Linked DNA regions of Homo sapiens: region 1 is linked to region 2. Evidence: read pairs that join two places in POLR2A ChIA-PET (ENCODE). Cell type or tissue: IMR-90. All regions are shown on one strand. Each heading gives the region's core, and the rest is flanking DNA. Links, peaks and the distances in the headings are about the cores only. Region 1 has its middle 24 kb from the start of FZD1. Region 2 holds the start of LOC124901695 (a long non-coding RNA gene).

Evidence for each region. ChIA-PET counts read pairs that join two places held together with the same protein. Peaks named below come from ENCODE experiments on the same cell type or tissue, not always from the same donor. Only the 100,000 strongest peaks of a DNase experiment are listed, where the experiment ranks them.
Region 1: POLR2A ChIA-PET joins it to region 2 with 15 read pairs; 3 of 35 experiments call an interaction of 5 or more read pairs at or near these places.

What each region holds. Positions count from the first base shown.
Region 1 is chr7:91,232,599-91,247,886 of GRCh38, forward strand. No RefSeq gene overlaps it. Among named protein-coding and RNA genes, the nearest start is that of FZD1, 24 kb to the right of the region's middle. In IMR-90, for the core only: no CTCF peak of the experiment used is centred there; DNase peaks (open chromatin) are centred at 6,873 and 9,683; H3K27ac peaks cover 572 bases.
Region 2 is chr7:91,285,599-91,300,886 of GRCh38, forward strand. LOC124901695 (a long non-coding RNA gene) reads right to left here and starts at 1,834. Exons shown (of 2, transcript XR_007060425.1): 1 at 1,709-1,834. RefSeq lists an enhancer at 8,541-10,546. In IMR-90, for the core only: no CTCF peak of the experiment used is centred there; no DNase peak of the experiment used is centred there; H3K27me3 peaks cover 1,738 bases.

The sequences.
Region 1 (15,288 bases), core at 2,968-10,967, 54 kb before region 2:
AGCTATCCCCTGTCTGGATGCTCATTAGGAGGGTCATTATTTGGCCACTATCTCGTCTGCAAAACATGTTGTGCATTATTCTAATGGCAGTGGGGCGAGTGGGGTGGGAAGTGGATTCTCTTTCTCTGGTCCTTCCAGCTCTTCTCTTTCACTCAGAGAGTCTGTGATAAGCGACACATGGTTCCATATTCCCCGACTTTGCTCTTTCATATTCTGAAGGCTTTCGACACCCGTTAATTCATCACCACCCACAGGCTGGCCAGTGGGAATTTGGGTGTCCTAGTGGGATTCTGACTTCTATGGGATTGACTTCTTTTATATCTTGGAATTGATGCTCAGCAAATATGGCAAATGCTCCCATTCTCTGCTAGAGAAAATGTCACCTTTGAGGTCATTAACAATACATTTGCCATCACCATCTTTAGATAGTAAGGGAAAGGCTTTTTGGAACAGAGAGAACAGATAGAGATAAATTTCAGAAGCCCTTTTCATGCAATAATGATTTTCTCAAAATGGAAACAGATTTCAAGGATCTTTGTCCCCTCTGGAGAAGCTTTTCTTCCCTGTGTGTGCACAGTATGTGAATATGATTATATAAATGCAGTGGGAAGACAAGCTCCTGATCACTCTTTAAATCACTTCATGCTATGATCTCATTTTTAAAGCCACTAGAAACCATCGTTGATGGCTAAATTACTGACATATTTTTAAACAGCTTCTGTATTTAGCTGTTTGGCTGTTTTCATCCCTTCTTCTCCCTCATGCCATTCTGTGATGCCGCCTCAGCCTCAGAGATTCAGCCTCAGAAATTCAGCGTGGCCGTCTGCTGAACACATGAATACTAAAGAATTGGTTTCCTTAGTAACAATAACCATGAGGCAGCTCGCAGAACTTCCTGCCTTCTGTCTGTCCGAATTTGTTTTCTGTTGGTCACATGGAAAAGACACCCAAACCGCGCCTGCCTATATAGGATGCACATAAATGTTGTGACCCATGAGCAGAAGGGAAACTTGTCTCTGCTGATTTCCTATTTCTTTTCTCCACATGTTTGTTGCCCTGTTCTGTGTGGACAGGGCTAAGCCAGGGCACCTGTGAAGGGCCATGGGCCATGTCGGAGCTCATCGTCTTTCTTCTAATAAAAATCTGGAACCACAAAACCATAATGCAAGACACATAAACGAGATGACCCTTTGTCTGTGGGTCACTAGTGTGGAACTTTACAAAATAGAATACATACCATTAACGATATTTTAAGTGCTAAAAAGAAAATGTTAATTGCATAGAGAAAGCTTTGCTGGTTTTCCAGGTTTGTTTTTCAAGCATCTTTCTGTTGTGAGAAATTGCTAGAACCAGTCCTGTGGGGCATATCATCGCACTTCACAAACTGAGGCTTAAGGAGGCAAAATGACTCCCGCACCGTGACAATGCTAGGCAGCTGCAGAGCCAGTAGTCAGACCCAGAGCTGTCTGAAGGCAAAGTCCAGGGTCTTAAGCACAGGCAGAGGGAAAGTGGTTGTCCAAAGTGCTCTGGTGTGATGGGCACACTGGCAGTTCGCTTTTGCCAGGGCATGAGATGTAGGGTGAAGTGCCGAAAGAGGCAGGCAGGCTAGCTCAGGGAGGCCTTGCCGATGAGTGTGGCTGTGAAGGGAACCTACAGAAGGGTTTTAAGCAATGTTGGCAAATGATCTGATTTGCATTTTGGGAAGATCGTTCTTGGGAATTTTGAGGATGGATTTGAGGGGCTAGAACTGGGGGCAAGGAGATCTGTTAGCCCCTTACAGTCAGTAGGCCTGGTAAAGAGTGATGTTGGCCTGAATCTGGGCAATAGGGATGGAAAGGAAGGGACTTCCCAAAACTTTCCCCACATGGATCCTTCTGCAGACGCCTTCTCCATCATCGCACCTGCAGCTGAGGCTTCAGGGTCATGGGGCTCTCTCTGAGACTCACATGCTCACAAGCGAGGGCTACTCTTGATTTTGTATTTTCAAATCTTTCTGATTTTACCCTACCCTTTCAGACCCCCCAGGGCATCTCATTTTCTTTTCAACTCCCAGAGTCTAGTACAGCGGGAGGCACTCAGCAAAAGCATGTTGAATGAAAGGACAAATGAATTGGAGCAGCTTCCAATTTCCCTCCATTAATAAAACCTGTGGTCCTGACCATGGCAGTCCTATTGCTGCCCTCATTCATAGGTGCTCTAGGAAGCTGGATGGATGCTCCCATCAAGCATGAGATATGAGCAACCTGGTTGTCACAATGCAAGCACTCACTGATAGATATATTGTATCATTTCCTCTCTTGAATTTGAAACTAAGTGACAGATGTCAAACTTCATTTAGACCCTGTGGCTAGAAAAAAACAGAACTCCAACAAACCATCATGGCACACGTTTACCTATGTAACAAACCTGCACATCCTGCACCCTTACCCTGGAACTAAAAATAAAAATTAAAAAAAAAAAAAGAATTCAAAATGTTATCTGTGTAGTTTCATATTTCTTAGATAAAGAGGCAAGGATGGGCCCTCTCTCCACAATGTCCTACCAAAGGAAAATAAGGCCAAAGTCTAACGGGATGGTAACCGTTTGAATTGGACACCACACAAAGAGATAGCAGAGATGTTCCAATCAGTTGAGGACCTGCTGTGTAGCGTTTTGAGGGCAGGCCAGTTCATAGCTAATAATTTTAATGGCTTCTTCCATCTGGTGGTATTAATTTGTCCTCGTCCTAAAATAAGTAAACATTTTAAAAACAAGACATAAAACCAGAACAACTGTGAGGTAAACTCAATGACATCAGCTGCAATGGAATGAAGCACACTTACTATTCTGTGGCCCAGTACTTTAGCAAATAAACCAAGCCTTCCTACTTTTTGTACTTGTTAACAAAAAATAGGTAAACCCCTTATCCACTTTTTTAAACAGCTTTACTGTTCTTCTGTGTTAAGTGTACAACTCAGTGATTTTTTTTTTTTTTTTTTGAGACAGAGTCTGGCTCTGTCACCCCGGCTGGAGTGCAGTGGCGCAATCTCCGTTCACTGCAACCTCTGCCTCCCACGTTCAAGCAATTCTCCTGCCTAAGCACCCCAAGTAGCTGGGACTAAGGTGTGCACCACCACACCTGGCCAATTTTTTGTATTTTTAGTAGATATGGGGTTTCACCATGTTGGCCAGGCTGGTCTCAAACTCCTGACCTCAAATGGGCTGCCCACCTCAGCCTCCCAAAGTGCTGAGCCCCAGGCATGAGCCACCACGCCCAGACCAATTCAATGATTTTTGGTAAATGTACAGGGTTGTGCCACCATTACCAGGATCCGATTTTAACACATTTCCATCACCCCAAGAAGATCCCTTATGATCATTTCTCCTGCACATTTTAAAGTTATGTAAAATTTTTCATCTAAATTTAAACAAGATTAATTTTTGTCAATAGGAGGTGGACAAATATTAAACTTCTAATATGAAGTGATAGATTGAAATTGGAGTAACTATTTAATGGCATGAGGGAGAAATAGACTTTCTCCTATTGAATAACATACCTCAAATCTGATAGAAATCATGTAAAATTTTATTTAAGATTTAGGATTGTGTCACTTGAAATCTGGTTCATAATAACAATGATAAGAGAAAAAATAAATGAATATAAATTGAATATTCTCCAGTGCCAGGGGCTGTACAAGCCCCTGCATTCATCTTCTCATTGAATCTTCACAAACAAACTATAAAGTAGATACTATTAATAGCCACATTTTACAGATGAGGAAATTGGGATTTAGAGAGATTAAATAACTTGCTGAAAGTTAGTTACATAGTCAATAAGTGGTGGAGGCATATTCAAACTCAGGCAGTCTGACCCCAGAGCAGGAGCTCTTGGCAAATTTTGTGTTTTCAAATACAAAATTTGAAATTTGATTTGCTATCTGACCATCAAAGGCAGCACTGCAAGTGAGTTGGGGGAAGGAGTTGCTGAGGGATGAGAATTCAGGCTGATGACCTTGCTATAATCCCTCCTTTCCCATTGATTCCCTTTCCTGCACCTAGCTCTACCACACAGCCTCTAGATCTACCACAGAGCCCCAGGTTTGGAATGTCTAAAGAAAGCTGTGCTCTCCCAAGGACTCCAGCTTGTGAGAACCGAACGCCATCCTTTAACCCAATGCTCCTTGGCATTTGCTGCATGTTGGGTAGCCAGAAGCCCAACTCAGTACCCAGCATCCAGAAGAGCAGGACTGAAATGGGCAAAAGATTCAGGGAAAAACATGTGCGGAACCCTATCCACCTTTTCTATGATAAGATGTGTTCCTGTTAAAGAAACAAAAATCTGCAAATAAATGCAAAGGCAGGGAATGACTGTAGCTTTCATATTCTCTGATGAGGAGGAGGCTTATGGCCTGTAAATCACTGACCAAAGGCAACAGACCACCACGAGGTCTCAGAAAAATACTGGAAAACACAACTAGTTCTTCAAAAAGCACACAATTACCATATTTTAGCATATGGATCCTCACTGAATTATTTCACAGTTATAATTAGGTTGTTAATGCAGTGCAGAATTGGACCATATAATAATTTGGTATATACTTTATCTAATCTGATGGAAATGCAACATTTAGAGGGCCTGGCTTTTTTTTCCCCCAGAAACAATTAAAAAGGTCTTTTTCAACTTAAGAACTTTAATGTCACATATCACATTCTTCCTTTTTTAATTGTGTTGGGATTTGGGGTGTGTGTATGTGTGTGAGAGAGAGAGACAGAGAGACAGAGAAAGAGAGAGAGAGATTCAACCCAAATTATGGGCTCAAGCCTTACACTTTCGTCTCTGATTTGTTTCCAGCAATCATTTAAGTTTCTTTTTTTTTTTTCTTGTTTGCTTCCCCCCTCCCGCCTTTTCCTTTTTGCCATTGGTGAACAGAAACTAGATTTTTTTCTCCAGGACAATTCTCTCTTCCAGTCATAGTAAATGCCAATTTCATTTCCATCTTATTATTTTTCTAATTAAACATTTGTCATGCAGAAGAAGATCTGAGGTGCCTGTGCTTTCCATTATGTAAAATATTCAGTTATGATCATCGCTCTGGAATGGTATTTTGAAGGTGTTATGGAAAGAAATCAAGGAAAATAAAATAAACTGTATTTTACCTTGGGCTTTTGCCGGTTTATTTTTTCCCTAGTTTGCCACAGTTTCTAATATTGACTGTCTCCTGTCATGAGGGATATCATCCTGCTTAGTATCCTTCAATGAGGAGAAGTTTCTAAAATCTGTATCTAAACATTTTTAAAGGTTTAAAATCTAACCCTATTTCATACAGCATTAGACTCCTTTCCCCTTCTTTCTTTTCTATCCACACTTAGCAAAATGTATACTTCCATACCTGAGGAAATGCACTTGAGTTCAAATTATTTCAGAACAAATCAGGAATATGCCAGATGTACAACCTGATATTTCTCGGACATTTTTTTTTCTTCTTATGACAAAACCCAAGGGGGTAGGCTCTGTGAAAGGAGAGTTTATTTTCTAAATTCTTTTTTTTTTCTTTGAGATGGAGTCTCGCTCCGTCCCCCAAGCTGGAGTGCAGTGGCGCAATCTCGGCTCACTGCAAGCTCCGCCTCCCGGGTTCACGCCATTCTCCTGCCTCAGCCTCCCGAGCAGCTGGGACTGCAGGCGCCCGCCGCCACGCCCGGCTACTTTTTTGTATTTTTAGTAGAGACGGGGTTTCACCGTGTTAGCCAGGATGGTCTCTATCTCCTGACCTCGTGATCCACCCACCTCGGCCTCCCAAAGTGCTGGGATTACAGGCGTGAGCCACCACGCCTGGCTATTTTCTAAACTCTTTAAACACAAAGCTTTTCCATTTTCTGGGGCAAGAGATTTTTCCCAAACATTAACAATCACATCTTACATCTATGTTTACATCCATACATTTATATCTATATGTTCCATATATGTGTGTATGTATATTATGTGTATCTGTATTATACTTTTATTTTATCTGTCTATTACTCTATAAAAACTTAGACTGTAATTTTTTTTTTTTTTATAACAGAGTCTCGCTCTGTCGCCCAGGCTGGAGTGCAGTGGCACCGTCTCGGCTCACTGCAACTTCCATCTCCTGGGTTCAAGCAATTCTCCTGCCTCAGCCTCCTGGGTAACTGGAACTACAGGCGCCTGCCACCACACCCAACTAATTTTTGTATTTTTAGTAGAGATTGGGTTTTGCCATGTTGGCCAGGCTGATCTCAAACTCCTCACCTCAGGTGATCCGCCTGCCTCAGACTCCCAAAGGCTGGGATTACAGGCGTGAGCCACCATGCCCGGCCTAGACTTTAATTTTTAATTATTTTCAGAGTTTACACAGAATTAGCTGTGACATTCAGTTTTATAAAGGTGGGACCATTTCCTCGCAAATTCTCACAATGTATCCTGAGACTTTGCTGTTGTGGGAAGAAAAGCTTGTGTACTTTCTGCAATTGCCACCTCCTGAAACACAGTGTGTACGGTGTGTGTGTATGTGTGTGCGCACTAGGCATTGTGCTGTTATTTGGATCTCACTGTGAGTAACTGTGTGTGTGGTATTAGGAAAATGGAAGATGCTGCTGTCGTGGCCCCTCCTAGATTCCATTTACTGAGCTAGTGACTCTGCTGCAGCTGCTTTGGGTGTTGGCTCCTGAAGGCCCGCAAATGCCTCTACTTCTGAGGAAATTGCCCTGTGCTAATAGGGGAGACACCTCACCCAGGAAGTTAGTGGGAGAAGGCCACAGCCAGTGACTGGTGGATAAGAGCATAGAAGACCAGCACCTTGGCCTCAAGAGGAAGCAATTCTGTGGTGTGGTCAATGTTTCAGAGCCCTCCCCCATGATCCAGGCCAAGAATGGAATTTCCATGAGACCACATCCTTCCCCTTCCCTCTCTGGCTTCACTGTCTCCTTGCCAGGATTTTCCTGTGGAGCACTTTCTCAATAAATCACACACACCCAATCCCTGTCTCAGGCTCTGCTCCAAGCAACTTCTTTCAGTTTTGGATATCCAATATCCTAATCGGTAAAACACGGATAATAATTTTTGCTTAGTCTATTTTTCAAAGTTTTGGTACAAATGGCAAATAATGTGCAAGAATTTTGTTAACAGCCAAAGGTGTAAAAATATTTCTTAGGCAACATGATAAATATTATTCATGTTAATATTTAACTTTAGCTTCCATGAAACTATAGCTGAGTTCCCCCAGCTTGGGTTTTCACACTTTAGGCTAATGTCCACTGTGTTCATTTTATTCCCCAGGAAGAGCTGGTTTGTAAGAGTTGCTGCCCTGTCTGCTTTGCTTTCTGCACCTGGGCTCTGCAGGGTAAGTGAGTGAAGGAGACGTGAGTCCAGTGAAGGGCCATGTCAGTCTAGAGAGCACACACCTCCAGCCAAAGGCTAAATAAACAGGAATTCAGACCTGGTCTTGCCTGATATTTAGAGGGTTTTAAGTGAAGCTAGCCACCAGATTTTTAAACAAAATCTCCAGATTCTTGAATATAAATATTTTTTTTGAGAACTCCACCCAGGCTGGAGTTCAGTGGCACAATCATAGCTCACTACAGCTTCAAACTCCTGAGCTCAATCGATTCTCCCACCTCAGCCTCCTGAGTAGGTAGAACTACAGGTGCGTACAACCACACCCAGCTCATTTTTTATTTTATTTTTTGGGGACACAGGGTCTTGCTATGTTGCCCAGACTGTCTTAAACTCCTGGGTTCAAGCAATCCTCCTGGCCTGGCCTCCCAAAATGCTGCGATCGCAGGCATGAGCCACTGTGCCTAGCTTCTAACAATAGATTTTTAAACAATTTTAACACCCTACTATTCAAGCAACACATGACTGGGGGCCTAACTGAGCTAGCAGTGTGTTACTTCTGTCCAGATTTTGGCCCTTGAAAGAACAGACCAGATGATCCCCACTGAGGCCTCAATATTCAGCACAACACTCAGCATAAGGCAGATGAAAGGCTCTGGATAAACAGGACCACCATTAGAAATATGGGTTTCCAAGGAGTTAAATAAAGGACTGCTGGTTTCAGTAAATAGCTCTCTACTTTGTAAAAATCACTAAGCATATGATTCTTTTCCCTAAACAGTATTACAACATATGCAGAGTTTTATTCAGTTGCCAGCTTGCTATTGCACAACTTTTCAAGGACACTGAGTCTGTTTCCTCGTGTATTAAACGGAAACAATTATGTCTGACCTGAAAATAAGTGAAAGCATGTAAAAATGCTTTACAAACAGTGATGATCAATCCAGATGGAAGAAATCATTGTTCTCTAAATTCTGCCCTGGGAGCTAAATCCCACACTCAGAAATTTTAAAACAAGGAACGGAGGCTTTCATCTTTCTTCTAACATAGTGTTTCCTTAACTTTAGTTGAGATTTTTGCTTTAAAAATGGCATTATTTTCTATTACTATTAATTACTTTTTATTTAAGTCAAATACATTCTTTTCCTCACTATCAGCCATCTTTTTCAACTACCAATTTTGTCTTTTTGTTGTTACTGTTTTTTTGTTTGCTTGTTTGTTTGTTTTTTGAGGCAGAGTCTTACTTGCCCAGGCTGGAGTGCAGTGGTGCAAGTTCAGCTCACTGCAACCTCTGCTTCCTGGGTTCAAGCAATCCTCCTGCCTCAGCCACCCAAGTAGCTGGGATTACAGGTGGGTGCCACCATGTCCGGCTAATTTTTTAATTTTTAGTAGAGATGGGGTTTCGTCATGCTGGCCAGGCTGGTCTCAAACCCCTGACCTCGGGTGATACTAACACTTTTTTTTTTTTTGAGGCCTCCTCATCCTCCCAAAGTGCTGGGATTACGGGCGTGAGCCACTGCACCCAGCCTCAACTACGATTTTTTTTTTTTTGGTCTAATTGAGACAGTCTTGTTCTGTTGCCCAGGCTGAAGCACAGTGGCACGATCTCAGCTCACTGCAACCCGCCTCCCGGGCTCAAGCAATTGTCCTGCCTCAGCCTCCCAATTAGCTGGGATTACGGTGTGTGCCACAACACCCGGCTTTTTTTTTTTGTATTTTTAGTAGAGATGGGGTTTCACCATGTTGGCCAAGCTGGTCTTGAACTCTAGATCTCAGGTGTTCCACCTGCCTTGGACTCCCAAAGTGCTGGGATTACAGGTGTGAGTCACTGCTCCCGGCCCTCAACTACCAATTTTATCTTTGTCCTAAGCAATAATATCCATAAATCCACAGGTTTCATGTCCTATATTTAACTTTTATACACTTACACACACACACACACATACATACACACATACATACACACACATGTGTGTGTAAATACATACATATGTGTGTGTGTATGTATGTGTGTGTATAGAATACGCATCTGTGTGCCACCTAAAATCAACTTGCTTATCACCAATTTTTTGATTCTCCCCTTTTGATATATTATGCTCCACTAGAAATAGTAAAACTTCATGGAAAAATTTTCTGCCTCTTTCAATTTATTAATTTACTTATTGAACATTTGTCAGCTACTGTCTATCCCACGTAAACCTAGAACAGGCAGGAGAGAATTAAAGTCACAGAGTTCCCCAACATTTTAAACTCCTCTAAAGAGCTTTGAAAGTCAATGCAGCTAATGAACTTCAAGTAGGAAACGCTCCAAATCTTCCTGCTCCAGATTTCTACGGACTTGGTAATGCTAGTGAGTCACAGAGGGTAAGCCTTAGAGAGCCATATTTGCAAAGTGCCTAAGATCTCTCAGACTCTACCCTAGGGGACTCTAGGTAGTGTCACAAGTGAGTTTTAACAGCAGAGTCTGGTGGCGCCTTCTCAACTGCTTTTATGCAGGAAGCTGTCTGCAACTATGTTCCTAACTACCCAAGCCCCCTAACATTGTAATTTCTAAGATTGGCTTTAGTCATTTTATAAGATAATGGCATTCAAACTGGTCTCCAGTAGGATATGAGACAATGTTAATAATTACAATCTGCATTTAGGCGGCGCCTCTCCTGGCAAGCACTAGAGTTTTACAAACGTTATCTCATTTTCATCTTCATGACACCCTTGTGAAGCAAGCTTTTTTTATTGCATTTCTACAGAGAGAGCAGCTGAGGCGTGAAGAGGTTAAATGGATTACCCAATCTGAAATCAGAGACCTCAAACCTGGTTTGATGTTGTCTAAAGAAAGTATTTGTAATGTGTTTGTGGGGGAGTTTAATGCTAAATGCAGAAAATGTCTCTGAAAATACTTACATTTAGGTCTGTAAACTCATAGACTCTTTAAATCTTGTATTCAATGTGGCATCAATGGCATGCACCTTCTCTAATTAGCAAACAAACATTGAGGCTTAATTCCAGAGTCTGACATACTAAATACTCTCTGCCAGATAACATAATAAATCTTTATGTAGCACTTGCATGCACCAGGCATTGTTCAAAGAGCTCTCTAAATATTAACCTATTTAATCCTCATAATGACTCTACGAAGGAGGTACCATTATACTACTCATTGTACAGGTAAGGAAACAAGCACAGAGAAGTTAGTAACTTGCCTAAAATCCCTCAGCTGGCAAGTGGCAGAGCCGGGATTTGAATCCACACAGTCTGATTCTTTTGATGAGAGCATTCTGCAGTCATTAGGCTTATAATAGTTATTTGTTGCAAATGTTCTGTTTCTCATTTACTCAAGCCAAAGTTTTTCCTATGTCAGTGGTTAGCCTCTTAACCCTATTTCAGGCAGAATCCTCCTATTTAGGCCAATGATTCTTTCCCCTCTGATTGTGTTTGTAATCTAGGTGATGGCTAGCTGGTATACTAGCAGAGTGAGTGGAAAAGGTGTCAGAAAAGGGTATCAGAGGCTCAGCGACTCAACCCATCTCATTAGAGTCAACGAGGCACCTCTTAAAAGTATAGAAGAATGGAAATCCTTTCTTCATTTGTGCTTTGGAAAAAGAAAAAGAGTAAAATTCTCCCACCAGTTTGCCCCAGAATTGGGATGAGTTGTTATAGTAAGCAAAGATGTTTTTCACAAGTGATTTATGCAATATACATTATGTTTGCTTTCAAAGTGCTGTACACATTTATTATCTCATTTGATCCTTACACAACACCCCAGTGAGGTAATCAGGAAAGCTATTTTTATAATAGCCATTCTACAGATGAGAAAACTGAGGCTCGGCGTCATTGAATAAACTTGTCCAAAGTCATCCAGCTAATGAGCTGCAGGAGCAGAGTATGGGCAGTGTCACATGTATTAATAAGCTCTGTAAATTATCTCACCTCATATTAAGCTTAATAGCTTCTGGTGATATCATTACTAAAATCAGACGTTTAAACAAATAAGTCAGAGCGATTCATCCTCAGGGTTGCAGACATTCAGGACACTTGAGAACATTTAATGATTTCCAGCTTCAGCTCCCTTCCTCAGTGAGAGAACATAAAACAGACTTTTCAGGGTCATGGAAAGGAGAAGGGCTTCCAGATGGCCACTTCTACCAAACCTGGGACGTGTACTTGCTTGTTTGCCCAGACACTGCCTACTGCCTGAATGAAGGGGAGCTCTAGTCCCGAGAAGAGCCATCTCCCTTGTTGCAGAAATGTGTCCCTCCTCCATTGCAGACACTGTGCTGAAGAATTCATTCCACCAAAGAAGGAATGAACAGGCAATTCCCTGGGATGAGTAATGTATGGGCTAGGAGTTGAACCCAGGAGGTCAAATCTGCTTTTACTTTCTCTATTACATGTTTTCTATAGAAAATTCGTTATTTTTCTCTTCCAGTCACTGGAACAATTGCAGTGAATTACCATTTGTGATTTAAGATATTTTGATACTTAGTCTGCCTATTTTTTACACATGCAATTCAATTATTTCACTAATGGGTAATGGGTCAGTATTCCAAGCATTGACTTCGCCCTTCCTCTGCATAAGATCTTTAGCTCCAGTTGACAGGGACCCAATTGTCTGATATGAGTCCCTTTGGCTTTTCCTCCCTGCTGCCTCAGGATCTCCTGGATTGTCTCCCCCAGATCCTCTTTCATAGGAGAGGTGGCCTCCTCCCTTCTCCTCAGCATTCTCTCTGTTGTCTGTAATTTCTCATTTGGTGATTTACCCACTCACACTATTATTACTTTTGTGTCTGACAGAATGTTTCCTGTCAAGTATCCTTTAAAGCCACTGACCAATTTCATTTATAAATTAAAATGCAGGCCGGGTGTGGTGGCTCCTGCCTGTAATCCCAGCACTTTGGGAGGCCAAAGTGGGCAGATCACTTAAGGCCAGGAGTTTGAAACCAGCCTGGCCAACATGGTGAAATCCCATCTCTACAAAAAATATAAAAATTAGCCATGCATGTTGGCACATGCCTGTAGTCTCAGACACTCGGGAGGCTGAGGCACGAGAATCACTTGAATCCAGGAGGCGAGGTTGTAGTGAGCCGAGATCACACCATTGCACTCCAGCCTGGGTGACAGAGAGAGACTCTGTCTCAATAGATAGATAGAGAGATAGATAATAGAGAGAGAGAGATAGATAGATGATAGATAGATAGAGATAGATAGATGATAGATAGATATAGATAGATGATAGATAGATAGATGGATAGATAGATAGATAGATCCTAAATAAAAATTGGAGCAACAAGGAACCAGAAAAATATCAAGATTAATATACCATTACCAAGTATACAAGGATTACTCTAAGATTGTAAGTATACTCCAGCATCAGGAAACCTATTAATGTAATTCACCATATTCATGGATTGAAAGAGACAAAACTCATATGACTATTCCACAGATGTTGAAATTTGATAAAATGTAACATCCTTTCTTGATAACAGCTCTCAAAGATTGGAATAGATGGACACTGTTTCTTTAAAATGATAAATGTTTCATCTCAAATGTCAGCTTTATTCTTTTTCTCAGGTTTATTCTTAATGGGAAAACAGTAGAAGTGCTCTCATTCAAGGAAGAATAGGACAGTTGGCCAGGTGCAGTGGCTCATGCCTGTAATCTATTTCCAACACTCTGGGAGATCGTGGCAGGAGGATGGCTTGAGCCCAGGAGTTCAAGACCAGCCTGGGCAACATGGTGAGGCCCCACATCTACCAAAAAAAAAAAAAAAAAAACTTAGCCAGAAATGGTAGCACATGCCTATAGTCCCAGCTACTCAAGAGGCTGAGGTGGGAGAATTGCTTGAGCCTGGGAAGTCAGGCTGCAGTGAGCCATGATAGTTCCACTGTATTCCAGCCTGGGTGACAGCACAAGACCCTGTCTCAAAAAACAAAACAAAACAAAACAAAAGAATAGGACAGTTCCAGTATTATTTAATATTGTTCTGAAAGTACGAGCCACTATAATTAGACAAGAGAAAGAAATAAAATACAAAACAGCAAAGGAAAAGAGGTAAAATTATAATTATTGGAAAATCTTAGCTAATCAACCATAGAACTATAACAAACAATAGAAGAATTTGATCTAGATGTGTTATTCAATGTGTAGAGATATGGACATTCTCACCTTTTGCTGGTAAGAGTATAATTTGATACCACTTATATGGAGGTTAATTTGGTATCAACTATCAAATGTAAAATGTATATACCTTTTGGCTTAACAATTTCATTTCTAGGAATATATGCATGTACATGCACATATGCAAAATGATATAGTTACAGGATATTTATTGCAGCTTTATTTTTAATAAATGATTAGAAGCAAATGCCAATGAATAGGAGACTGGTTAGATAAATTATATCACGTAATAGAATATTATATAATCATTAAAAAATGAGGCGGCTTTCAGGGTGTTGAGTATTGGTGTTAACTATTTCTACAATACGTTGGTAAATGATGAGAAGGAGGTATAAAATCACATGTAAAGTAACTTTCCATCTGGACGTAAAAAGAAAGGAATGAAAAAAAGACAATACATATGTTTGTGCTTTTATGTAAATACCTAAGAAACTACCAAAAGTGGGTGCATCTGGGAGTGAAACTGGGTGACTGAAAAGTAAGAAAGATTCATTATTTTGCTATTGGTTTTTGGTATAAATTGTTAGTAAAACAGTTTTTAAAGTATTAGTAAAACAAAAAATACTAAGAACCAAAATAAACAAATAAGCAAAAGACCAAGAAATCCACTTTCTCCTAAAGAAATGGAAAAGAAATCCACATGGAACCTGCTTCAGTATCCATTGCTGTATAACAAACCATCCCAAAACTGAATAGCTTAAAACAACAAAAATTTATTATGCCTTACAATTCTGTGAGTTGACTTGGCTCAGCTGGGCAGTTCTGCTCCACAGGGCATAGCTGAGATCACTCAGGAACTGCACTCAGTGGGGAGCTTGGCTGGTGCTGGTACTCACAAGATGGTGCTTCAACCTCCAGAACCTTTCCATGTCTTCTCATGGTTCAGTAGTCTACTGAAGCTGCTGGATAGCATGGTAGCTGGCAGAGCACAAACATGGCAGCTGCCTGACGTTTGAAGTCTTAGGCCTGGAGCCAGCATGGTATCACTCTTTCCTCATTCTACTAGTACTCAAAGACCAACCCAGATGCAAGGGATGGGGAAATAAACCCCGTATCTTGTTGAGACGAATGGCAAGGAATTTGCAGCCGTCTTTAATCCACCACAGACCTCCACATTTGCTCAGCTCAAATCACTACAAGTTATCACAATATTATTTGGAATTATTTCTTGAAGTGTTAATAAATCTGGGTCAAAATCTCATCTTGTGCAGCTTTTAGTAGTTACTGTTTCTCCAAAAGAACAAAAAAGCTCAATTTCTGGCCTTAGGTTAATAGAAAAATAATTTATAGAATCTTAAAATTTAAGACCTGCTTTAAAAACTGTTTAAAATTCAGTTAGAATTTATATAGGTCTGTTTTATAGATACAAAGATCAGGTGGCACATCTATGAAATCTAGAGAAAGTGGGTGAAATGAATTTTCATCAACTTTTTTCTTTTCAAAAAGAAAAACCAATATGTTTCTGCAAAAAAGATGAGTATTTCTGGAAGGCAAAAACAACTATAAATCAGAGGTGTCAACTAGCATTATTACTAACTCTAGAGAAGAGCCTGCTCTGGATGCCCTGCCCAGAAACTCCTTGCTGGCCACCAGGAGTCCCACTGACTTCCCAAGAAAGCTGATAAAAAGGATGTAGGGCTTGAGATAAGGCCTCCAATCCACCAGAGTGAAAATGCCCTGTCAGCTATAATCCAGCCTTCTCACCAGTCCTCAAATATGTCTTATTTCTTCTTGCCTCTGAGTTTCTGCAGATGCCATTTCTCTGTATCATGATGTCCCACACT
Region 2 (15,288 bases), core at 4,167-12,166:
TGTACATTCAGTTAAGCAGCTCCAAAGAAAAGTAGGTTTTCTGTTAGCAAATGCTGAAGACACAAAAATACCATTCCTGTCTGCTTTCTTTCTTGTTGGTTAGCTATTGGATGCCATGAAAAATAAAATATGTCTCTATTTCCTGAGCCCACCCAATATTTTAAATATCTTGACATCTATATTTATGTTCTGTCGAAAAGGTAATAATACGAAGGATTTATTATAAGTCCTGAGCTTTCTTCTTCGAATCACAGCAGCAATTATTAAGGATTCACATGCACATGGCATTGAGTCTGTGCTATGACGTAGTCTTGTTTGCCAGAAATTGACAGTTGAAAAGTGACCCCATTAGGCAAGAAAGATTTTTCCTCCTTCTCCTACCACCATAACAAATAAAGTACAAGAAGTAAGAAAATGAATAAACATTACACTAATAAAACGCCACAGAGACTGGAAAACTGTGAAGAAAATGTGGAAGAGGGAGGGGAAAAGATAAAGAGGAAGCGGACCATTAATATAAATAGATTTTAAAAATGATTGCATGTGGCAAATGAGATCACACTGTGAGTCAAACATGCCTTTGTATCTACAACACTGCCAGAATTCTCTTTTAATGAGGACCAAGGCATCTCCTGGGGAATAACTTACCTTAGGCCAGAGTCAAATCCCTCCAGCTTGGTGGAAGATCAGTGCTCAACTTTCAGGAGTGGGATGTACACCAATAGTACCCGTGGATCTACCCTTAAAGCCAACTAAGAAGGCAGCCTGAGAATGAACACTGAAAGGGCTGTTTTCATAAAAAATCTGTAAGAGATTTTTCTTTTTTCTTTTACTTTTTATTTTAATGAAAATCTTTGGCATGCTGTGCCACTACATTGATAAAATGCACCATGAAAAGTGCCCTACTTCATTGGAGAATTCATTATGACTTCGTGGAGCAGAAAGAGTTGGCTCATTGGCAGCAATTTGAGTGGATTTGGTTCGCTGGAGGTATCATGTTACTGCGTCATCAGTGCAGGTGGGGCTGACTGGCTTTGACAGTAAAAGGAGGTGGCCCAGTGCCAACAGGGGCAGCAGAGGGGCTGCAGGAGTGCCTTCATAGATGCCGCACAGATGCTGCACACTGCCAGAGCAAATCTCAGGGAAGGAAAGATGGGGCGTCATACAGTGATTGTGAAGATTATGCTCTTGAGCACATGTGAAACACCTTTCGGAGCTCCTGAATTTAGTAGGCAAGGGTGAATTTTGAGAATAGACTGAAAGAGTTAACCATAGTTAAGCCTGCCTGGGGTGTAGGTTATGAATAGAGTAACATGTAATTTATTGTACAAACAGAGATGCCTTTGAAAATGAAGGATTTGCTACTAATAATTACACCAAGACAACAGATATAAACTATGACTGCCCTGGACAAACTGGAATGCATTGTCACACTATGAGGGACTGTCACCTTCGATTGTTAGTTTTGCCATGCTTGCTCTTTTATTCTAACCATGTACTGTTTTAAAATCAGAAAAATATAAGACACTATAATTTACCAGAAGAAATAAAAATCGAGTACGAGGGCAAAGATAGCAGCATAATGTTTACATTGTTAGGGTGACCCTAGTCCCCCCAACCATCATCCCCCTCCTGACCCCACATCACAGTTTAGAAAATTACATCTGCAAATTATTCAACATCCACTGGCGACCCCAGAGCAGCCTACCTTCCTTAGCAAGGCCATGCTGTCCCAGCAGTTCTGATGTGCCCTCACTTTAGTTATTTGATTTTCTGCTTTTTCTCTCTGAGATAGTAGCCTTCCAAGGTTCAAAGGGACATTTGAATGTTAAAAGCCTGGAGGTAAAGTTTACAAACACAATGCTTCCTCATCACAGCTGGCCACATCAGTCCTGTCAAAATGCTAATGGTAGAATGTTTCTTTATAAATAGAGTACCCATGAGATCAAGATCTTAATTTACTTTGTTCCTAATTCACAAAGGGAAGTTGCCTTCTTTTTTAAAACTAAGTTGAGGTTCTGTCTTTAGTAAATTCTTACATGTAGCTGGAAATTTCCATTGCAAAGTGTACTTGTTTTGTTTTAAGCTCTTTCCAAGTGACTTTATAACTTTTTTAACGTTTTGGCGTCGGCACTCTTCCTCTGTCCACAGAGCTGGTAAAGACAGAATTATGAACTCTTCTGGCGTTGTCCCAGCCCACTTCTTGGAGCCTTTATGAGAGAAGAAGTTTGGCAACTCACCTCCCAGTGCCCACAGGGGTGCAAATGAAGCTGGAGCTGAAGCCATCTATGAGAGCAGCTGGACTGCCAGTCCAATGACTATAACTCTGATAGCTCCACACAAGTTGAGAAGCAGCTTTTCAGCTGTGACAGGCAAGGCCCAGCAGGGGAAGTAGCTCACTGTCTGGTTTGATTTAAGATCACTGCCAAAAAATTTTCTTCATTAACTTCACAGTTATCTAAGCTCTATGAAGGCAGGGGTTTTTGTGTTTTGCTTATAGGAGTATGCTCAGGGCCTAGAACAGTGCCTGGGTTATAGTAGGAGCTCAAAAATATTTGTCGAATAAAAGCATATTTCTTCACCTTCAAAATGTCAAGATGGGATATTAATAAAACCTGTATCCAGGACTGATAGTCAGCTGATTTCCATTCTGATATATCATTTCAGTGTCACAGGATTGTTGTGGTGATTGTATGAATTAAAACATGAATTAAAGCACTTACAATAAAACCTGACACATATCAAGTGGTTAATAAATGTCAGCTGCCATCAATTTCAAGGCACAGAGGTTGACACCGAGGAAGATTGGGGAACACTGTAGGATCCCAGCAGGGGGCACTCCTGAGTTCAAGAAGCAATAACTGGTTCCTGCTGGGTCCTACTTGACTATGGGGAAGGACAGTTGCCAATGATGCTGTAGTCCTTGCTTCATGGGCCCAGGCTTACACCTGGCCAGAGGTCATACATTAACTTGTCATCAATAAATGGCATTTATGCCATCTGCACATGGATACTGTTCTCTTAGTGAGGAGATGGCAAAGTTCTGAAAGAATGGATCACAGGGCAGATAAGTTTTATCAGAGCGTGGGACAGTGCCCAAGAAGGGATAGCCCAATACTGCCAGGGTGGGGCACTTTGGAGGAGAGTGGCTAAGAGTGAGTGGCACGGGGAGCAGGGTGTAAGCAGAATAGGTAGGGGGGCTCTGCCACTAAAATATCTATTGACTACCCAGGAATAAAATGTGTTACAAAGATGAGAAGCTCAACAGTATTCTCAGAAGGCTTTTCAACTTAATTTCCCTGTTCCTTTTCCTAATTAGAACCTTGATCAATTTAGGATACAGTATATGGTACTCTTTGGTTAGGTTTATGTGTATGTAAGAATCAGGTCAATTGTAGAAGGTTAAACTGGATTAGAATGTATACTATTTGTGCATTTGGTAACAATAATTCTTATACTTCCCATTTGTATAATGCATTGTATATATTATATACAGATAATAATCTATATTATATAGAGGTTATATTATATATAGATTTCTATATATAATCTACTTTGTTACTATATATAATCTATATACATTACATATAAAATCTATTTTGTTACAATAACTCTGTGAGGTTTATAGGGGATGTAGTATGAACTCTATTTAACATGTGTAGAAAATAAGGCATGAAGAATTAAGAGGCAAGGATAGTGGTAAAAGTCCCTGGGGATGGGAAATGGCATTTTCGTTAGTGTTCTACTAATCGTCAGAGCAGGGTTTTCTGACTTCAGATTCAAAAAAGATTTTTCTTTTCAAGCATACTTGGCTACCCCTCACCCACAGATTAATTGAAAAAGCTTCTGGGCTCCACCAGTTTTGCTCCCTATTAAATATACTAATTGAAGAGCAAACTAATTCTGTCTCTAAACCAGTCATTCTAGAGGATATGCAAGATGACCCACTGAAGTGTTGGAAGAAAATGCTAGGATTTACAGTTTTATATTTTTTGGATGTGTTAAAATGAACATAATTCATTACTACAGTATACCTTAATACATATATAAGCACATATAGCAATACATGTGTAGAATTTATAAGTAAGTGTATTTACAAATATTGAGATGCATACTTTTTTTTTTTTGGCACAGAACCGCAGTTTCAAGAAAGACTGGCAACCATTGTTCTAAACTGGTAACTACTCTACCTACAATGTCTGCATTGTTTTTAGCTAAGCACACTTCTCCTTTTGTTTTACCTTATGTTTTGTGCAACAGAGGGTGGCAACGAGCTGCTGTACCCAGAATAACAGAAGCTTTGAGTGAGAAAGGCCTGGAGGGATCAATTCGCCTAACCCCTTCATTTGACAGGGGAAGAAACTGAGGCTTACAGGGGTTAAGGGATTTGCCCAAGCTGAAAAGTTGAGGTTGAGCTCAACAATATGGGAAACGGATGGAAAATCCAGTTAATGCTTAGCTAGCCATGGTAATGTGTCATGGAGTTGGCTTGCAGAAATTAAATCCGTTAATAATCCCCAAACCTTATTTTAGCCAGAACTTTTAAATGCCTCACCTATCAACCCTTTTTTAAAAGATAATAATGTAATGGTTTTGTTTCTCTGGGCACCCATGAATACTGCATTAAGCAAAAATGTCACACATACAGTGTGCCCTGGGTATCTGGTTATAAATACAAATGTGGAGACTACTTATAGCTATATAATTATATATATATCAATTAGAAAAAACAGTTGCATTGAAACAAGTATACTACCCATCCTGGCCTGTTGTAAAGAATGGAACAAAATTATAATATTCTCCAACAGGCAAATTATTGCTCACTCAAAATCCACTGAATCTTGAAACACTACCAGTTTTCTTCTAAAGGGAATTTCATCTCAGAATTTAAGACCAGATCAATGCTGCACTATTTATCACATGCTAAATTCTAGTAAGTATTTGTTTCTATTTCTGGACTCACCATTCTCTTCCATTAATTTAGTCATGTACTTCATTACCAGTGCCTAAGGGTTTTATTTACTGAAATATTATGACCAATAAGATTAGTATCCTTTCATCACTCTTAAATCTTATAAAGTTTAAACCCCACCACTAGGCAAAATCATTTTGCCTGTTCAAAAGCAAAGCAAAACAAAAATGCCCAAAACTACCATCACGAACAAACAGCATACTGGTATTATTGGAAAACTCAGGAAATTTATAGATTGATTTAGGGAGAATTGACTTTTTAATATTGAGTCAGTTTTTCCCTAAAGTAGGATATTTAAATCTTTTTAAATTACGATATACCTTTCCATTTATTAAATCATTTATGTTTCCTTGGCAAATGAGATTTTTCGTTCATATATATATATATATATATAAAATATATATATATTTTTTTGAGACGGAGTCTCGCTCTGTCACCCAGGGTGGAATGCAGTGGTGTGATCTCAGCTCACTGCAACCTCTGCCTCCCAGGTTCAAGAGATTCCCCTGCCTCAGCCTCCCGAGTAGCTGGGACTACAAGCACGTGCCACCATGCCCGGCTAATTTTTTTGTGTTTTTAGTAGAGACGGGGTTTCACTGTGTTAGCCGGGATGGTCTCCATCTCCTGACCTCTTGATCCGCCTGCCTCAGCCTCCCAAAGTGCTGCAATTACAGGCATGAGCCACCGCACTGGTCCGAAAACTGTTGACATTTTTTACCAATAATTCAATCTGTCAATTTATTGAATTTTTCTATCGTTTATAACCATTTTTTAGTTGATTCTCTTGGGGTTTCCACAGGTACACCCATCTCACTTGTGAATAATGACTATTTTGCCTCTTCCTTTCCAATTTTTATGCTTTTTACTTTGTTATCTTATGTCTCTGCATTACTACTTCTAGAGCAATTATTTAATCGCTTCAATTATTGATGACGTGGAATTTTTTCCATTCTAATGATATTGCAGTGAACATTTTAGAAATGTTCACTGCAGCATCATTAGAATGGAAAACAGCAGTTTGGTCATTTTGTTAAGATAGGTTTCTACAAGTGTAATTTGTTGGGTCAGAAAGAATAATTTTAAAAAGCTTTTAGGGCCGGGTGTGGTGACTCACGCCTGTAATCTCAACACTTTGCCTGTAGTCCCAGCTACTGGGGAGGCTGAGGCAGGAGAATCACTTGAATCTGGGAGGCGGAGGTTGCAGTGAGCCGAGACTGCACCACTGCACTCCAGCCTGGGCAGCAGAGCGAGACTGTGTCTCAAAAATAAAATAATAAAATAAATAAAGCTTTTAGAACATGGTATATTAGTTTTTCATAAGGTTCTCCTGGTGACCATCATCACCTTACTTCCACTGTCCACAATCTGAAGGCTCCCAGCACAGTTGCCCTCTTTCCTCTCCTTCATCCAGGCACTTTCTCTTTGCTGTCCACCAAGGGAGGGGTCCCTGAACCCTGGGCCACAGACCAGTAGTGGTCTGTGGCCTGTTAAGAGCTAGGCTGGACAGCAGGAGGCGAACACCAGGCAAACAAGCAAAGTGTCATCTGTGTTTACAGCTGCTCCCCATTGCTCACATTACCACCTGAGCTCCACCTCCTGTGAGATCAGCAGTGGCATTAGATTCTCAGAGAAGCATGAACCTTATTTGCACTGCACCTGTGAGGGATCTAGGTTGCATGCTCTTTAGGAGAATCTAATGCCTGATGAGCTGTCACTGTCTCCCATCACTCCCAGGTGGAACCATCTAGTTGCAGGAAAACAAGTTCAGGGCTCCCACTGATTCTACATTATGGTGAGTTGTATATTTCATTATGTATTACTATGTATTAATAATAGAAATAAAATGCACAATAAATGTAATGCACTTGAATCTTCCCAAAACCATCCTCCCTACCCCAATCTGTGGAAAAATTATCTTCCACGAAACCAATCCCTGTTGCCAAAAAGGTTAGGGACAGCTACATGAAGGGGATACCTGGAAATCCAAATGAAGCCTCCCCAAATCAAACCAAAGTCAAATACAGAAACAAACTTCCTTCTCAAGTAACACAATAAACAATTTGGAGATGAAATTCAATGATTTGGACAGTATTTGCTCTTTGCTCACTCTACTTGTGAATCATCCCAGGTTCCCTTTTGCCCTCATTCTTCACATTGTAAAAGATACTAAGTCCAGTAGATTATACGTTAACTTCTCTCCTATTCATCCTGTAGTTTCTATCCCCACTGTCACTGCCCTAGTTCAGGAACTCATCCTCTCACACCTGGACCACTATAATACTAACTGATTTGATCACTTCTGCTCAATCCTTTCTTTACTTCTATTCAGGACCCTTTAATGGCAGGAAAACTTAGGATGACCACCTTCTATCCATCTAGCTTATTTTTCTCTCCCCACTTATCTACTACCCTCTAGCTTTTCCCCACTATTTGCAGTTCCCTGACAACTTGCAATTTCAAAGTCTCTGTGCTTTGAACTGCGCCATCCAGCTGCAGGAATCTCCTCCTTAGCACCCCAAACCTCCAACAAAATCCTTTTCTACCCTATAAGAGCCAGTTGAAGGGCCACCTCCCTGGTGAAACATTTCCCATTCCACCCTTCAACCCCACTCCAAACCCATTATCAGAGGGCTATCCATTGATGGAGTATGATGATATCTCTTGAGGTTGTTTTTGAGCCCAGTTGCCAGGGCTCTTACATAAGTGGAACAAAGACTGATGAAAATTGGCAGGGACTGGCTCTTCCTTTTTAGTGAATTGTATTTGTTTAACATGACTTTGGGGTTATTCCATACATATCTATTTCCACCATCAGTATAAACACAGAATTGGCATTGCAGAAGGGGCCTCTAACAAGAGCCGGGGGAGGGATGCTTAAAAGGTAAGAGTTGACTCTGCGGTCTCCCTGCTCTCACATGCCTCAGGGAACTTGCCTTGCTGACTGTTAATGATCACCTTAGGCCCTGAAGCACTATGATGAGAGACCCCCAGTGACTGTTGCAACTTCAGACAAAGCTTCTGGTTCTCCTCCCTTTTTTTTTTTTTTTTTTTTTTTTGGTGGGAGAGAGATTGAGAATTTTCGTTTGCTAGTTTGCTAGAAGGCAAAAGAGAGCTGGAAAAGAGGGGGTGGTCTTACATGTCATCTAATCCAGCTCTTCACTTCCAGAAAGACCTGAGGAACTAACCAGTACCTCCTGTTTCTAAAGGTCTATGGGAATAAAAACTCTTTGTTCATCCAAGCCAGCACTTGTCAGCCCTCATCGGCAAGGAGTTCCTAGGTCTCACTTCCTATCCCTACCTGGTGCTCACCTCCTCATCTCCTCTGTTTCCCATGAACAAGAAGAACAGCTGGTCAGTTGCCTCTAGGGTGACTGGCTTAATATCTCTCATTTGCTGGGAATAATAGTGAGCAAGAGTTTTCCCTGAGTGAAGCGTGTTGCCTGCTAACTAATACCAGAAGAGCCTCCCTCTGATTCATGTTCTGCAAAAGTGGGTGAGGTAAGGGGAGTGGAGAGAGTCTTGAATGTAAGTGCAGCACACCCAGTTCCTTGAGGAAATGGGAAAGGTGTTTCCATCACACACCTGGGCAATGAATTTTGCTTCCTACAGCACAGCTGCCTTCTGCAAACCATTCCAAATCAAACCAATTTATTCCAAATTCCACTGCAATATCTGTTAATATCTAGTGAGATGTTCAAAGTAAGTTAACCATCTACTAGTTATGGGGGTTCTCTTTTTTTATTTCATCGAGAAACACAGACAAAACTGCTAAGATATGTTTCTGTTGCTAGACCTTAGTCTTATCACAGTTTGAAACTGTAGAAAATCAATTACGTGCTTTGAATTACTCCTCTTCTTGGCGCAAAAGCATTTCTTCATTCTTTCGGGATAGTGAACACTTTGCAACATCTACCACTAACAGCCTGTTAGGATTCTCTGCTAAATTAATGTAGTACAGATAAAGCAAACAGAAGGCTGGTAGAATGCTAAACATCTCCTCTTTCCTCTGTGGCTGGCTCCTTGCAGCTTGGGACCATTCTGCCTTGCTGCTACAACATCTGGACAGCATTCAAGGTTGTTTCTCAAGGACACAAGCTTGCACCTCCGGTGAATTTCAACTTTCAACATCTCTCTGGCTCTAATCTATATTTAATGTTTCATGACTGGTAGTCAAAGAAGCTTCAGCTAAATATCAGGTTGGAATGAAAATGATCCTTGGGAGAACATTCGCTTCCAGCGTGCGCCAGCAAAGTGTCTGTGACAGAGGCTTTCCCCAGAGATTTGTTGCCCATTCTTTTGCAGTAATAATAATTATGCCTTATGATTGCTGTGCCTACATAATCAAAGATCGCTTCATCAAATGTGATCCCCAGGGGAAACTGCCTCTACTCCTAACCGGATGTCAGTCACAGAGAGCAGCACCCTTAGGGATCCCCAATCTTTTGCTTGCCCTTTTCAGTACTGTGTTGTTAGCATTGTGTTTCTTCATATTCTTCTCAATGCAAATGATGTGTAAATCATGCCCTCCAGAAGGCACATGTGGTGAGGGGGAGAGGGTGGGGAGGGAGGTGGGGGCTGGTGTATTCTCTTCCAGCCCCCTCCTTAACCTACTACAGGGATTTCTCACATGGAGCATAATTACATCTGTGCCATATGGGCTCATTTATATTCTATAACAGGTTAAGCTAATACGACTCAGAAATATGCTAAAAATACCTCAAAGTATTCTAGAGCTGTCAAAATACTTGTCATTTCTTGCTCACCCATTTGATTGCTAGTGTTTTTATTTTTGTTGGGAGATTTGAAGAGCTAAGAAAGCATGCTGGTGTGCTGGTGTCCAGTCTATAAATACAGTTTAATTTCCTGTACTGTTATAATACTTGGGTTTGCAAAAAAAAAAAATCTTTCTTTATAATCCTGGAATGGCCCCAAGACATGGGCACTGAAGCCCCTATACTTGTAGATTTTAATTTCCCAAGAGGTAGAAAATACAGATTTCAGATGTGCGGTTTTGTCAGCTTTAGAATATTTCTTGTCTTTGTTTGATGTAATTATTCATTGTGATAGAGAAACACCTGCAGCGGGCTGACATACCATAGAAACATGCTGCTTGAGTTAGTTATAAGAGTTTGTTTGGATGTCAGACAAATCTTGTCAAGATTTTACATGTGGCATGATAATGAGAAGTACAATCTGTAATGAGTAATGAGTTCGACAATGATTTACAAGGGCATGTTGGGTTATTTTTATGCAGTGGTTAAAGTCCATCAACATACTAATTTCTACCATCAGTTTGGAAAATTGGTAGGTCATGCTTGTGTAGGCTTTTAACCTAATGGCCTGTTTATGTAATTAATTTTTTCATTATTATTACCTTAACATATTATGGAATTTTAAAAATTAGTCTTGGGAACAGAATAGCAAGCACAAATATTTTACTTTTCCATGCTTGACAAGCAACATTTCCAAGGTTTATAAGGTGCTAATCACATCAGCCATCAGTGAAACACACCATTTAACTGAAAACTAAACTCATACAAAGCCATACTTTTCTTATTTGCTAATAACTGTTCTATGCGAGCTGGTTGATAGAGTGGTTAAGACTACCTGGGCTCCAATCTCAATTCTGCCACTTGCTAGCTTATTATCTCGGCAAATGCCTTAATTTTTCTAGTGCTCAGTTCCCCCAACTGTAAAATGAGCCTAATAACCATAGCTATCCCCAAGGGATTGTGGAAAGTATAAAACAAGATAATATAGTAAATCTTTAGGCACAATGTCTAACACTTAGTAATCACTTCGTAAGTATTAGTTATTATCACTGGTATTGATTTTGGTTTTAACATAAACAGCTTTTAATATAATTATATGACTCTTTTAATTAAAAAATACATTTTACCAAAATCATGTTAGTTGCACAAACTTCCATTTATCTTAGATCATGCAGGCCAGAGATTCTTGACATTTTTGAATCACATAACCAAGTTCTTACTTCATTTAGAATCAGTAGGTATTTCATGGCTGGCTTAGGAAGAAAGGGAAAAATTCAGTGTTAATGTACCAAAGACAGGTTTTTCTATTTAAAGTATTATTTTGAAATATTTGTACCTTAAGATTATTCAGGACACAATGTATTTGAACTCCTGCAATTGAAATGTTACATTTAAATAAGAAGGAATTCTAGTTTATAGTAAGCAAATGATTGAGCCAGTAACTATAGCCAAGTTTTGAAAATTTGCTTCTTTAAATCCTTAGTAAAGAGCGATTTGAATACTGTGAAGGTAGATGTGTGTTTAACACTCTACTGTAGATACATGTACACAAGAGAATCTAATTTTGAAGTCTTCATTTAAGTGTTTCTATTCAGCCTCTTGACCTTGGAGAGAGTCATGTGCCTTCCTAGTTACAAGATTGGGCTCTAGATCAGGGGTCCCCAAACACCAGGGCCACACAACAGCAGGGGAGTTGGGCTGGGGGGCAAGGGAGAGAAGGTTCATCTGTTTTTTACAGCCACTCCCCATTGCTCACATTACTGTTTGAGCTCCACCTCCTATCAGATCAGCAGTGGCATTAGATTAGATTCTCACAGGAGGGCAAACCCTGTTGTAAATTGTGCATATGAGGGATCTAGGCTGCATACCCCTTATGAGAATCTAATGCCTGATGATCTGTCACTGTCTCCCATCACTCCCATATGGAACTGTCTAGTTGCAGGAAAACAAGCTCAGGGCTCCCACTAATTCTACTTTATGGAGAGTTGTATAATTATTTCATTATATATTACAATGTAATAATAGTAGGCACAAAGTGCACAATAAATGGAATGTGCTTGAATTATCCCAAAACCATCTTCTCACTCCACCCCCGCCACCCCTCCTCTGCTCTCCAGTCCATGGAAAAATTGTCTTCCATAATACCAGTCCCTGGTGCCAAAAATGTTGAGGACCACTGCTCTAGATGACCTCTCAGGCCTTTCCCTCATCTTCAGGCTAGTTATACTACCATAAAAGTGGAATAAAGTTCCTATGGTAAGAAGGGCTATAAGTTGCCTAGTCACTGCACACTTTGTATGTTTGAATTGAAGGTCTAATGTAAATCTGATGTAAATATAGGGATCTTCTTTTTCACTCATCTTGGCTTTGTGGTTAGGGATGGGGCGATGGCAAAGCGAGATACAGGCAGCCTTTTACAAATGAGCATCCCCACCCCGTGTTCTGGCCAGGCTGTAGGCAGTAGGTTTTCAGACAAGAGTGGCAAGGATTTGAAATTAGTAGCCAGGGAAATAGCAGTGTGATTTCAGATTCTCATGACTTAGGAAATTCCATGCTTAAAAGCGATATTTTTTCAGCTTTTAGACAATGTTTTCTTTCCTCTCAAAATTACTCCAGACTTTTCTGCAGAGATTACAACATGAACTTTCAATGGTTAAAATTCAGCCACATTTTCTTTTTAGTTTTCTTGTGTCAGTTGTATTGTAAATTGGTTTAAATTAAAAATAAAAAAATTTCCAAAATGATAAATGGGATTTTTCCTCAGACCGAGTCAGCATGAGATTAATGCTTTCACAATTTTGTACAATTTCAAATCAAATGTCATGTGATTCAATCCTAAATCTTTTCTTATATTATCTTCCCTAACCTATTTCTTTATTGTCAACATGAGACTACAGAGGATGTTAGAGAGAAGGACAGGTAGAAATCTACTTGATTGAGAGTCAAGGAGGGGGGGGGTCTTTTTCTCTGTGGAGTTTCTTTTAATAGGTCAGGGATAAAAACCTTTAGGAAAAGCTGAAACTAAAAGTGAAACATAAGACGACCACTAGGTTCACAAACACAAACATGTATTTTGTTCCCGGGGTGGAGAGAAGGGTGCGTTTGTGTGTATTTACTTTTACTTTGAACCAGACTTAATTACAAATTTAAAATTAACTGACATTCTCTTTAAATATGCTTACTTCAGTGTACCTTACCAAAGGACAAAGACCCCACAGTTGAAGCCTATCCGCTCAACTTATCCCTGAATGGGAGAAGCATCTACTAAAGCAATCTAAGTTATAACCATTCTAGTTTTCCATGCCAGATTTGGATGCTTAAGCTTTAGAAACATAGCTACTGTTTTCCCATATTTTCTGTAAAGGACATGTGTCCTCTCTAGAAGGAAAGCTTACTTCAAATTTGAACATCTCCATTTGGAGAACTTTTGGACAGAAACACAACTTTCTAGAGTTTCAATTGACTGAAAAGAAAACTCTTATATGGAAAAAATACCGTCTGAAGATGAAAGAAAATTCAGAAATTGGCTGTAAAACTGTGTCACATCTCACATTACCTAAGTGAACTAACACACAGAAGACAGTGGGAAATCTGGGAGCTGTGACTAAATTATTTATTTTTAAAAATGCTCTTATGAAATTTAATGCACCAGAGATAATATGTTTACTCTCTTTTGTTGTTTTTTGTTAATGATTTTTTCCCTATTTTTTTGTAGGAAATTTAGAAAATAATAAAGATACATAGAAAACAATAAATTTCACCCAGAGATAAATACCACTGACATTTTATTTCCTCAAGTCTTTTCTCTATGCACAAAGATATATTTAAGAAAATGGAATTGTACTACATATAAAATTAAATATCTTGGATTCCCTACTCCCTTAGCATTTTTTAATCATTTCTTCATGTCTTTAACTATTTTTTCCAAAATTCTGTTTTTAATGACTGTATAATATTTCATTGCACAGTTGTAGCATAACTTTGTTTTCCTTAATTTACCTTTTGGGGTTTTAACTTCTTGGTGATCTCCATATGCATGAATCATCTTTCTAGTGTCTTGTGATCTTAGATCCCCGACCTCTTTTTCCCTCATTGTGTGGCCTCCCCTCTGCAGTCCCCACTCCCATGGGCAGGCCTTGCTAGACCATGCTATTTCGTTCTCTCAATGTCATGTATTACATGTGATCAACATTGCCCGACTTTCTCTCTAATACTCTAACCTGACTGGGACCTCCAATTCTTCTACCACCCTTTCACTGTCCATCACCACTTCACGTCCTTACTCCCCTCCATACCCAGCTGAATTCCATCCTCAATAATCACTCTCAATTGCACACACCTTCAAGGAAAAAAATTTCCTTGCTGCTTTTCTACTTTTTTTAATGCTTGTTTGAAAAAAACCACAGGTTTTTAAAATTAAACTCTCTGCATTCTCTGTATCTGCACCTGGGTAACTTACTGGAGCTGGAGAAGAAAAGAACACAACCATGCTGATTGATCTCACTTTAAATTCATAAGCACAAACTCAAGTGAACCCGTCCTGATTCCACTAATCACCCTACGCCTCTTTAGTCCATTTGTTCACCCGTTCACTGACTATTTGATATTCTCTTTTTTCTCCTCGAATCTCTGACATTTCCTCCTCCCATCTGTATTGTCTTAGCTGATGATATTGCATTCTACTTCACTGAGAAAACTGAAGCAATTAGAAGAGAACTTCCCCTGACCCTTATAATCACATGTCCACACTCATTCCATCTGCCTCTCATCTGCTACATTCCCACCTGCTATCATAGATAAGGTCTCCATTTTGCTAACTAAAGCCAGTCCCTCCAGCCATGACTAGTTCCCATCCGGGACACTGCCTTAGCAATTATCTTTTCTGACTCCTATATTATCACAATGTTTCTTCTCTACTGGATCATTCCCAGTAGCTTACAGACATGCTGTTATTCTCCCATCTTTCCCTACAAGTTATCACCTCATTTCTTTGGATTGCTTGCCTCAAAACTTGTTGAAAGGGATGTCTTTAGTAGCCATTTCTGATTCCTCTCCTTTATTATCTTCTGAATCCTCCCCAGTCTGGCTTTTGCTTCCCTCGACTCCTTCACTGAAACTGCTCTTGTCAAGATCACTAGTGACTTCCATGTTGCTAACTGCAGTGGCCAATTCTCACTTCTCATTTTACTTGACCCGTCTTCGTTTGGCTCTGGGACAACACACTGTCTTGAATTTCCTCCTATCTTCCTAGCTGCTTCTTCTTTGTCTCATTTGCTGACTTCTCCTTTTCTACCTTCCCTCTGAATGTTGATCTCCAGTGCTCAGTTCTTGATTCTCTTTTCTTCTCTATCTTTACTTCCTTTTTTAGGCGATTTCATCTAATCTCATGGCTTTAAATACCACTTAAATGCCTAAGACTCCTAAATTTACCTCTTCATCCCACACCTCTCTCCTGACTCCAGGCTCACATACAGTTATCTACTAACGTCTTTATTTGGTTGTCTCAATTGAATATGTCAAAAACAGAACTCCCAATATGGCCCC